Regions from separate parts of the Homo sapiens genome. Here regions 1 and 2 are each linked to region 3. Evidence: chromatin contacts called from ENCODE Hi-C or POLR2A ChIA-PET data. All regions are on one chromosome and are shown on one strand. Each heading gives the region's core, a stretch centred on a gene start or an enhancer-like site at or near the end of the contact. The rest is flanking DNA. Distances are from core to core; before and after follow the strand shown.

The links. Hi-C counts contacts between places; a loop is a spot of excess contacts on that map. ChIA-PET counts read pairs that join two places held with the same protein, here RNA polymerase II (POLR2A). Pooled maps may share reads with other maps.
Region 1: a pooled map shows a loop between it and region 3 (2.6-fold over the local background). The contact joins the promoter of BCL2L10 here to the enhancer-like site in region 3. A Hi-C loop is called at or near these places in 4 of 50 pooled maps. POLR2A ChIA-PET finds 5 or more read pairs at or near these places in 2 of 52 experiments (PC-9 and activated CD8-positive, alpha-beta memory T cell).
Region 2: a pooled map shows a loop between it and region 3 (4-fold over the local background). The contact joins two enhancer-like sites. A Hi-C loop is called at or near these places in 2 of 50 pooled maps. POLR2A ChIA-PET finds 5 or more read pairs at or near these places in 4 of 52 experiments (GM12878, T-cell, activated CD4-positive, alpha-beta T cell and 1 more).

The regions. Positions count from the first base shown.
Region 1 is chr15:52,111,519-52,114,260 of GRCh38, forward strand. It overlaps BCL2L10 (BCL2 like 10), which reads right to left and starts at 1,257. Exons shown (of 2, transcript NM_020396.4): 1 at 720-1,257. The coding sequence starts at 1,208. RefSeq lists a silencer at 1,104-1,263.
Region 2 is chr15:52,138,329-52,141,245 of GRCh38, forward strand. GNB5 (G protein subunit beta 5) reads right to left here. Exons shown (of 13, transcript NM_016194.4): 7 at 2,812-2,917. Among named protein-coding and RNA genes, the nearest start is that of BCL2L10, 27 kb to the left of the region's middle. RefSeq lists an enhancer at 1,537-1,636. Within about 2 kb of position 1,668, at least 3 of the 41 ENCODE cell types and tissues checked have a DNase peak (open chromatin) inside an H3K27ac peak, as active enhancers do; they include GM12878, where a contact is called at or near this core.
Region 3 is chr15:51,934,307-51,937,085 of GRCh38, forward strand. It overlaps LOC112268148 (a long non-coding RNA gene), which reads left to right. Exons shown (of 3, transcript XR_007064635.1): 2 at 1-48. Among named protein-coding and RNA genes, the nearest start is that of LEO1, 36 kb to the right of the region's middle. RefSeq lists enhancers at 1,200-1,249, 1,470-1,689. Within about 2 kb of position 1,530, at least 3 of the 41 ENCODE cell types and tissues checked have a DNase peak (open chromatin) inside an H3K27ac peak, as active enhancers do; they include GM12878, where a contact is called at or near this core.

The DNA.
Region 1 (2,742 bases), core at 7-2,506, 180 kb after region 3:
GAAATGGGGTCTAGCTCAGAGCCCCCAGAGGCATGCAGTGGGCTCATCACCAGGTGGCTTTCCTTGATCATCAGCTGCAGGGCAAGGGCCTGTCCCTCTAACCTTGACCACAGAGATGAAGGCTTGCAGCTGAAAGCCAGGGGCCTAGAACGTTCTCACCGAGGACTGGGTGCAGAGGACTAGAAATTAAGGAACCTTGGGTCAGCGCCACCACTGGGCGACCACCACACTCCACAACCTCTCTGGCCAGGCTGAGAGGCGTAGGGGGTTGTGATCAATGGGTCTGAGTCTCTCCAAAGGCGCATTTAATAGGCGAAGGAGAAAAACACCCCACCTGGCTGGGGCCCCGCCATTGCTGACTTCATTGGTTGGGGATTTCTATAGGAGCAAAACGTTCAGACCTAACGTGGGTGCCCCCCTAAAAGTCCCCGACGGCTAAGGCCAGGGCAAGGTCCAAGTGAGCAGACCTAAGCCTGCGCAGCTGCTTCGGAACGGTTCACGGCCGTCTAAGAAGGCCGATTTCTGCCGGCCTTTCTGCCAGGGGAGGAGAAACCCCAGACTTCACAGCGAACGTTCCAGGCCCGCTGAAACGAGCCTTTCTGCTTTCACGAAACCTCGTTCCAGGGGCCTGGCGCGGTGGGTTCCTCACCGTGCCAGCCTCGTGGGCGCTTCCCGGCTGCCCGTCCCGCCCCGTGTCCCGGTGTCCGCCGCGTGCTCACCCAGCCGCCCTGAGCCTGCAGCCAGGCGCGGTGCTGCCCCATGAGCCGCGAGCTCAGCAAGGCCACCAGGCGCTGGCAGTCCCGGGCGACGTCGCCCTCCTGCTCCTTTAGCCGCGGCTGGAAGCCCCACTTCTTCCACCGGGCGGTCACCAGCGGCCCTCTCTCCAGCAGCGTCCCTGCGAAGGTCACGAGCGTCACCACTCTGCCCCAGGTGGGGCCGGGGCTGTCGGAGAGCACGGAATCCGCCATCAGCGCCACCAGCTCGAAGCGGTTCCCGGGGTAGCCGAGGTAGGCGGAGAAAAAGGACCGGTGAATCTGCCGTAACCTGGCGGCCGCGGAGCGCAGCACGGCGGCCTCGGGCGTGGATGGCGCCGGCTCGGGGGTGCCGGGTTCCCGGGCGCAGTACCCCAGGTAGTCGGCCAGCAACAGCTCGGTGCGCTCCCGCAGCGGGTCGGCCATGGTGGTGCGCTCCCGCAACTGGTCAACCATGGTCCGGCCTCTGCTGGGGGGCCGGGCCTTCGCTGGTTTTCTTGGCCCGGCCGCGCCTCCCCCAGGGTAGGGCTGCCGTGCCCCGCCCCGGCCCCCGGCCCCCGGCCCCCGGTATATTGTTTTTCAGGACTGAGAGAAGAGCCTTTGATGGGAATCCCACCTGCACCTGTTCCAGTCCCCAAGGCAAGGCCTGGTGGTGCGCACGTGTTCGCGTAGCAATCAGATGCACTGTGAGACTCGGGTTATTTAGCTCCAGTGGCGCGATCTTGGTTCACTGCAAGCTCCGCCTCCCAGGTTCACACCGTTCTCCTGCCTCAGCCTCCCGAGTAGCTGGGACTACAGGCGCCCGCCACCATACCTGGCTAATTTTTTTGGATTGTTTAGTGGAAACGGGGTTTCACCGTGTTAGCCGGGATGGTCTCGATCTCCTGACCTCGTGATCCGCCCGCCTCTGCCTCCCAAAGTGCTGGGATTATAGGCGTGAGCCACCGCGCCCGGCCATCTAATATTTATATTAAACTTTCTCAGTTCATATTACTCCGTGGCTTCTTTCTCCTGATTGGATCCAGACTGATGCAGAATGGATACTAGCAGTGGTATTTCTGGGGGTTCAGGGGTCTGGAGCATGTTGAAATAGCCCTCCCAGGGTGAAAGATGAGTTGCTGCATCTTGCATCACTACAAAAGAGGCACGGCACTTGGCAGCTGTCTTAGTCTGTCCAGGCGGCTATAGCAGAATGCCATAGACTGGGTGACTTATAAATAAAGGCATTTATTTCTCACAGTTTTGTTGGCTAAAAAGTCCAAGGTTGAGGCCCTGGCAGGTTCTGTGTCTTGTAAGGACCTGCTTCCTGGTTCATAGACAACAGGCTTCTTGCTGTGTCCTCACATTGCAGTAGGTGTGGAGTAGCTTTCCGGGGTCTCTTTTATAAGGACAATAATCTCATTCGTGAGGGCTCCACCTTTGTGATCTAATACCTCCCAAAGGCCCCATCTCTGAATACCATCACACTGGGGGTTAGGATTTCAACATATGAATTTTGGGGGACACAGCCTGGAACAGTAAGCCATTTTGGACTTTGAAGGCAACATATACTGTGTTTGTGCTATTTCAACCCAATTGACAGGCTGGTGGATTGAGGAGCAGAATAAGAGAAGACTCTGCAGAAGGTTCAGGCTGCAGTAAAGCTGCCCTACCACTTGGGTCTTGTGATCCAACAGATCCAGTGGGACTTTGTCCAACAGGGATGCTGTATGGAGCCTCTGGCAAGCACTGACAGGAGAGAGTACAGACCTCTAGAATTCTAAAGTAAATCTAGAACCTCTTCTGAAGATAACTACTCTCCTTCTGAGAAGCAGGTTCTGCCTTGCTACTAGGCCTTGATAGAGGCAGAATGCCTGACCATGAAGCTTGAGCTCCCATCATGAACTGGATGTCATCTGACCTACGTAGCCATAAAATTGGATGTATACAGCAGCCACCTATCATCAAATGGAAATGGTGTATTAGAAACAGCCCAGGCAGGTTCAGAAGG
Region 2 (2,917 bases), core at 418-2,917, 200 kb after region 3:
GCTGAGATCACGCCACTGTACTCCAGCCTGGGCAACAGAGTGAGACTTGGTCTCAAAAAAAAAAAAAAAAAAACTCATTTTTTTTTCTTTTTTTGCAGGGAAGGAACAAATTACAAGGAGGGGAATCTGCTCCCGCCCTGGTGTTGCACCCACTGGCTGTCCACAGGACCCCCTCCAGCCTTGACTTCCCTCAGGAGGCCTGCATACATCCAACAAGATGACTTAAGCTAGCAAAGTAGCTTATGGACACACAAAACCTGAACCGAGGCTGAAATTTGGGTACTCATATTTTGTTGGATGCTCAAATTCCCTCAATCTCTCCTGGCCCACACCCACTAGTGGCTGTTCCAACTCACTGCTTTCCTAATAACACTTGCAGTAACTTACAGTTTATTTTGAGACACCAGGTCCAAACAATTTTCTTTAAGCAACTACCCCAGTCTTGCTCTTTAATTTAGGAAATTTTCATACCATACTGTTTGATCAAAGAAATGAATAGTTTTTAAAAGTTAAAAGTAGATTTCTAATACTTTTCAATTTTGTGTTTCTGATCTTCATTATAATATAAGTAAAAATAAAGTTTAAAGACCAAACATTTATTCATATAAATGCATTAAACAGAACCCCTAACTCATTGTCACTCATTTGTTCTGGAATGCAGAGAATTTGTAAGTTTAATACCATAGTCTCATACCAGCCGCTTGAGTTTCTCTTTTATCAACCTAGATCCCAGGGATTGAAGAAAGCTGGAGGTTCATGAGTTCAGTAGTACCCAAACTAGGCCATGTATCAGCATCATCCATGAAGCTTTGTGTTAATAATAATAAAATTGGCTGGGTGCAGTGGCTCACGCCTATAATCCCAGCACTTTGGGAGGCAAAGGCAAGTGGATTGCTTGAGCTCTGGAGTTCAAGATCAGCCAGGGCAACACACCAAGACCCCATCACTACAAAAAATACAAAAATTAGCCAGGCATGGTGGCGTGTGCTTGCAGACCCACTACAGGCCTACCAGCTACTTGGGAGGCTGAGGCAGGAGAATCACTTGAGCCTGGGTGGTGGAGGCTTCAGTGAGCCCAGACTGTGCCACTGTACTCCAGCCTGGGTACTAGAGTGAGACCCTGTCTCAAAAAACAAACAAACAAACAAACAAATAATAAGAGTTAACGCTTACTGATATTTACCAGGGACTACACTATGTACATGAATCATCTAATTTAAGCCTCAGAAAACCTTATGCAGGACAGATTTACTACTTTACTATCCTCATGTGCAGGTGAGAAAAATGAAGCACGCAGAAATTCAAACGCTGTCTAGGATCACCAGCTAGAACACAGCGGAGCCAAGATCCAATCCTGCTGTCTGCCTCCAGAGCCACCCTTGACCTACCCTGCCTCCCAGGCCGCGTCCCCGCCGAGGTAGCCAGCTGTGACTTCCCTTTATCTCCGGCTAAGCTGCTTGTTGGAAAAGAAAGCACTTTCTCACCTACTGGTGCCCCCTTTCATCCCCAACCCTGCCCCGGGGCAACACAGAGCGAGTCTGATGGGTCTCCACAGAGGGGCTTCAGATGCCTGATGGTCGTGGTAGCCCCCTGAGCCTGCCTTCATCCAGCCTAAATGTCCTCTGTTGCTTTGGTTTGCCTCAGGCCCAAAGACATCTCATTTTGGCCACTGCACCAGTCAGTGGCCACAGCGCCCCCTGGTGAACAAGTCTGCAAGATTCCTGGTTAGGCTCAAATAATAGGTGTAAACAACAGGGGCACAATGGTGACACTGCAAGTCCCAACATCCCTCCAGTCAGCAATTGAACAATTACCCAGCCACCTGACCTCCCTGCCTCTAACCTCCCCATCCCTCCTGACATCAATTCACTGAAGCCAGAGTAAACTATGGAAGGCTTTAATCTAACTCAGACACTTTTCTCTTTTAAACAAACCAAAATCTGACTCACCCCTGCAAGGGCTCCCGTCACCTACAGGGTCCAGCCCAGGCACTCAGGGAGCCCTGGGATCTGGCCCCACCCACCTCTCGGCTGCCTGCCTCCCACTGTGCTCCCTCACACTCTGTGGCCGCCTGGAGTGGCAGCGGTCCCTCTTCACTGGCAGCAGCAAGTCTGTGACCAACCCCTCCTGCTCGGAGCTCCCCAGTTCCCCCACTGTCCAACCATTATTGGTTTTCATGAAGGTCCCTGAGGGCCAAGACTGAGCTTTTGGCCCCAGAGCCACGTGGTATCTGGCAATATGGGTAGTAGGTACTGAGAAGGTTTGCTGAATAAGTGTGAATAAATAAACGATGCGGTGCTTTCACCACTTGCTAAAGAAAACTTAAAGTGATAAAGGTTGTGTTGTTTTCACTGTAGTGTATTTAAAGTAGAGCAAAGATTTAATATGGTGAAGCATTTTCTTTTTGCATTGGTTAAAACAGGACTGTAAAGTGAGATGCATGCAGTGCACAGCTCTGAAGCCCGACAGCTCAGTGAAGCTTTACACACGTTAGCACGCAGACCAGGGCACAGTAACTGCCTGCACCCCAGGGGGTTCCCTGCTCCACTCCCACCCTCGCCAAGTCAATCAGAGGAGGATTTTCAATATGCCATGCAGTTTTATCTCAACACTACCAACAATCACTAGCCCCAACCTTCTCATGTTATTAAAATAATAATAACTAATGAGAAACAATAGGAGCTTCCTCTTAGAGCAAACTACTGGAGCACAGCCATCTTGTTCAGAGAGACGCCGAAAGCTTCCTCTCCTCTCAGCTCCTCTTTAGTGCTCCTTGGCAGGTCAACCTGACACCGGGGGCTGCCTATTTACCTGCATGTCAGAGTTGGTGAAGCTGCAGGCCGACAGGTAGTTGGTGTGCATAGCAACAGACTTCTTTTTGGCAGCCATGTTTTCATTTTTGTCAAACGTCAAGGGG
Region 3 (2,779 bases), core at 280-2,779:
ATAAAGATGGTCACGATTTTTGCAGACTCCATATGCAAAGTATTATAGGTAAGTCCATGTAGCTGTGAGGCAAGACTGTTGCCTCAGACCAAAGGGGCTTCATTGGTCTAATAAGGGGTACCATTGGTCTAATGAGGGGTGCCATTGGTCTAAAAAGTAAAAGCAAACTGTTTCTATTTGTCATTACATATTAATATGGAGGGGAAAAAAGCATTTGCCCAGGCTGGTCTTGAACTCCTGACCTCAGGTGATCCACCCACCTCGGCCTCCCAAAGTGCTGGGATTATAGGCGTGAGCCACCACACCTGGCCCTGCCTACAGCTTTTGAAGGATACATGTCCTCCTCTGCTTAATATATTTCTCACAATTCTAGTGACCCAGCCTGGGTGAGAGTGAGACTGTCTCAAAAAAAAAAAAAAAAAAAAAGCAGCCGCTAGTATAGTCATTATTTGATTCGGTGTAAGATAACCAGTCATTTCCAAGATCAATCTGCCAATAGGCCATACAGGTGAGCTAAATTAGGGATGTGGCCGGGTGCAGCGGCTCATGCCTGTAATCCCAGCACTTTGGGAGGCTGAGGCAGGCAAATCATCTGAGGTCAGGAGTTCTAGAGCAGCTTGGCCAACATGGTGAAACCCTCCCTCTACTAAAAATATAAAAAAACTAGCCAGGCATGGTAGCCTGTGTCTGTAATCCCAGCTACTCGGGAAGCTGAGCCAGGAGAATCACTTGAACCTGGGAGGCGGAAGTTGCAGTGGGCTGAGGTCGCACCACTGCACTCCAGGCTGGGCAATGGAGTGAGACTCCGTCTCAAAAATAAGTAAATAAGGAGCGAGACTCTGTCTCATAAATAAAGAAATAAAATAATGAATAAATAAATGGGGGATATAAGAGGTCTCATCACCTCTGCTTCTTTCAAGTCTTTGATGGTATCATTCATCTTTGCAATTCCCCCAAGCATGCAGTGTTGTTTTTGCTTTATTATCCTGGTGAGAAAAATAAGTTCCAGGGGCTTCCACTTGGTCCTTTCTACTTTAATGGTGCTTCATGGATCAGAAGACAATGTGGGGAATCTCTCAGTTGACAAAATATATCTACTCCAATCATGTATTTAAGAACTGGGGAAACAACCACAAGGTGGGTCAGTAAATCTGGAGGGCATACTGTGAGTTGAACTTGGGCTAAAACTCCATCTATCACCTGACCACTGTCAGTCTCCACTTTGTATTTAGTGGAGTGTTTTAGGTTCTAGGAGTGAGCATCAACTGAGCCAGCATCTAGTAATCCCCCAGTTCTGGGTATTTCCTTTCCCCAGTTTGTAGTCTACTCTAGTAAATGAGATAATCTGACTCATTGTGATACCAGTGGACACCATGGGCTACCAGCATCCCTTCTCATTGGTGGGGAGCTCAGAACTGCACTCAAACCCACACCAACTCCTAAACTCCATCTTTGAGGATTCGTTTCCTTGACCACCTAGTCAGGTTCTAGTCAGGAAACAGAAAACACACCAGTTATCTGTACAGATAGAATATTTTAAAGTTCAATTCGGTTTAAAGTTGTGGACTAGGTTATTGAAAGTATAAAAAGAGGAACTCTAAGAGTTCACAGAGATAGCATATGCAAAGAACAGCTTCCACCTGTGGGGCTGAGGGAACATAGGGACGAGGGGGGATTATAAAAACTTAAACACTTACATAAAGGGCCCCCTGGAGCTTAACTCATACCTGAGGAAAAGCTGCTGCCCAGCTGGTCCGGATGTCTCTCAGGGGAGAAAATGAAGCCGGGTCTCCAAGTGCTGGCAAAACTGCAAACTGGACTCTGCAGCTGCAGAAAGGCTCTGCCTCTGCTGAGGTGAAGAAGTGTTGGTGGGTCCTCTCACAGAAAATGGCAAGTCAACAGGAAGCCCCCCAGAAAGTTCCATAAGCAAACAGGAAGGAGCAATCCCTTCTTAGTTCTCCAGGCTTCCAGTCTTCCTTTGGCGCCCCCTAATAGGGGGCAGCTGGTGAAGCTCAAATCTGGTTTGTGGACTCCTGGCCCCAGCACCACCATGCCAGGTACAGAAGAGTAGGTTTGGAGACGAGACAAGAGCTTAACAACTGACACAGGTGTCTACTGGTAAAATGTTTAACACAAACACACAAAACTGTGTTGCCTTGGAGAGACTGGAGTCAGAATGAAGGCTCTTAAAAACCAGGTAGAGGAGTTTCCATTTGATTAGCCAGGAAATAGCTGGCACTGAAGATTTCTGAGTTAGGAAAGTGACATGATGATGACTTAGGCCTCCCTTCTCTTGATGTCACTTTTCTTTCTCTATAACCAGGCTTCAGGATAAGCCTCCCACAACTACCACTCCCAGTTTGGACTAATAGCACCAGGAAGAAAGAAGAGTAAAAGTAGAGGCTGTCAGTAAGGACAAGATTAGTGTATGCAGAAGAGCTCCACAGAGAAGGCAAATATGTGTGTGGTGGATTTCAAACGTACCTGCAAATCCTTTGCCATTCTTCCCATCAAGAGGAATCAAATTCCCGTCCCTTTGTATTTTTTGTTTTTTAAGACAGAGTCTCACTCTTGTCACCCAGGCTGGAGTGCAGTGGCAGGATCTCAGCTCACTGCAACCTCCGCCTCCCAGATTCAAACAATTCTCCTGCCTCAGCCTCCCGAGTAGCTAGGATTACAGCCACGCGCCACCATGCCCGGCTAATTTTGTATTTTTAGTAGAGACAGGGTTTCACCGTGTTAGCCAGGATGGTCTCGATCTCCTGACCTCAGGTGATGT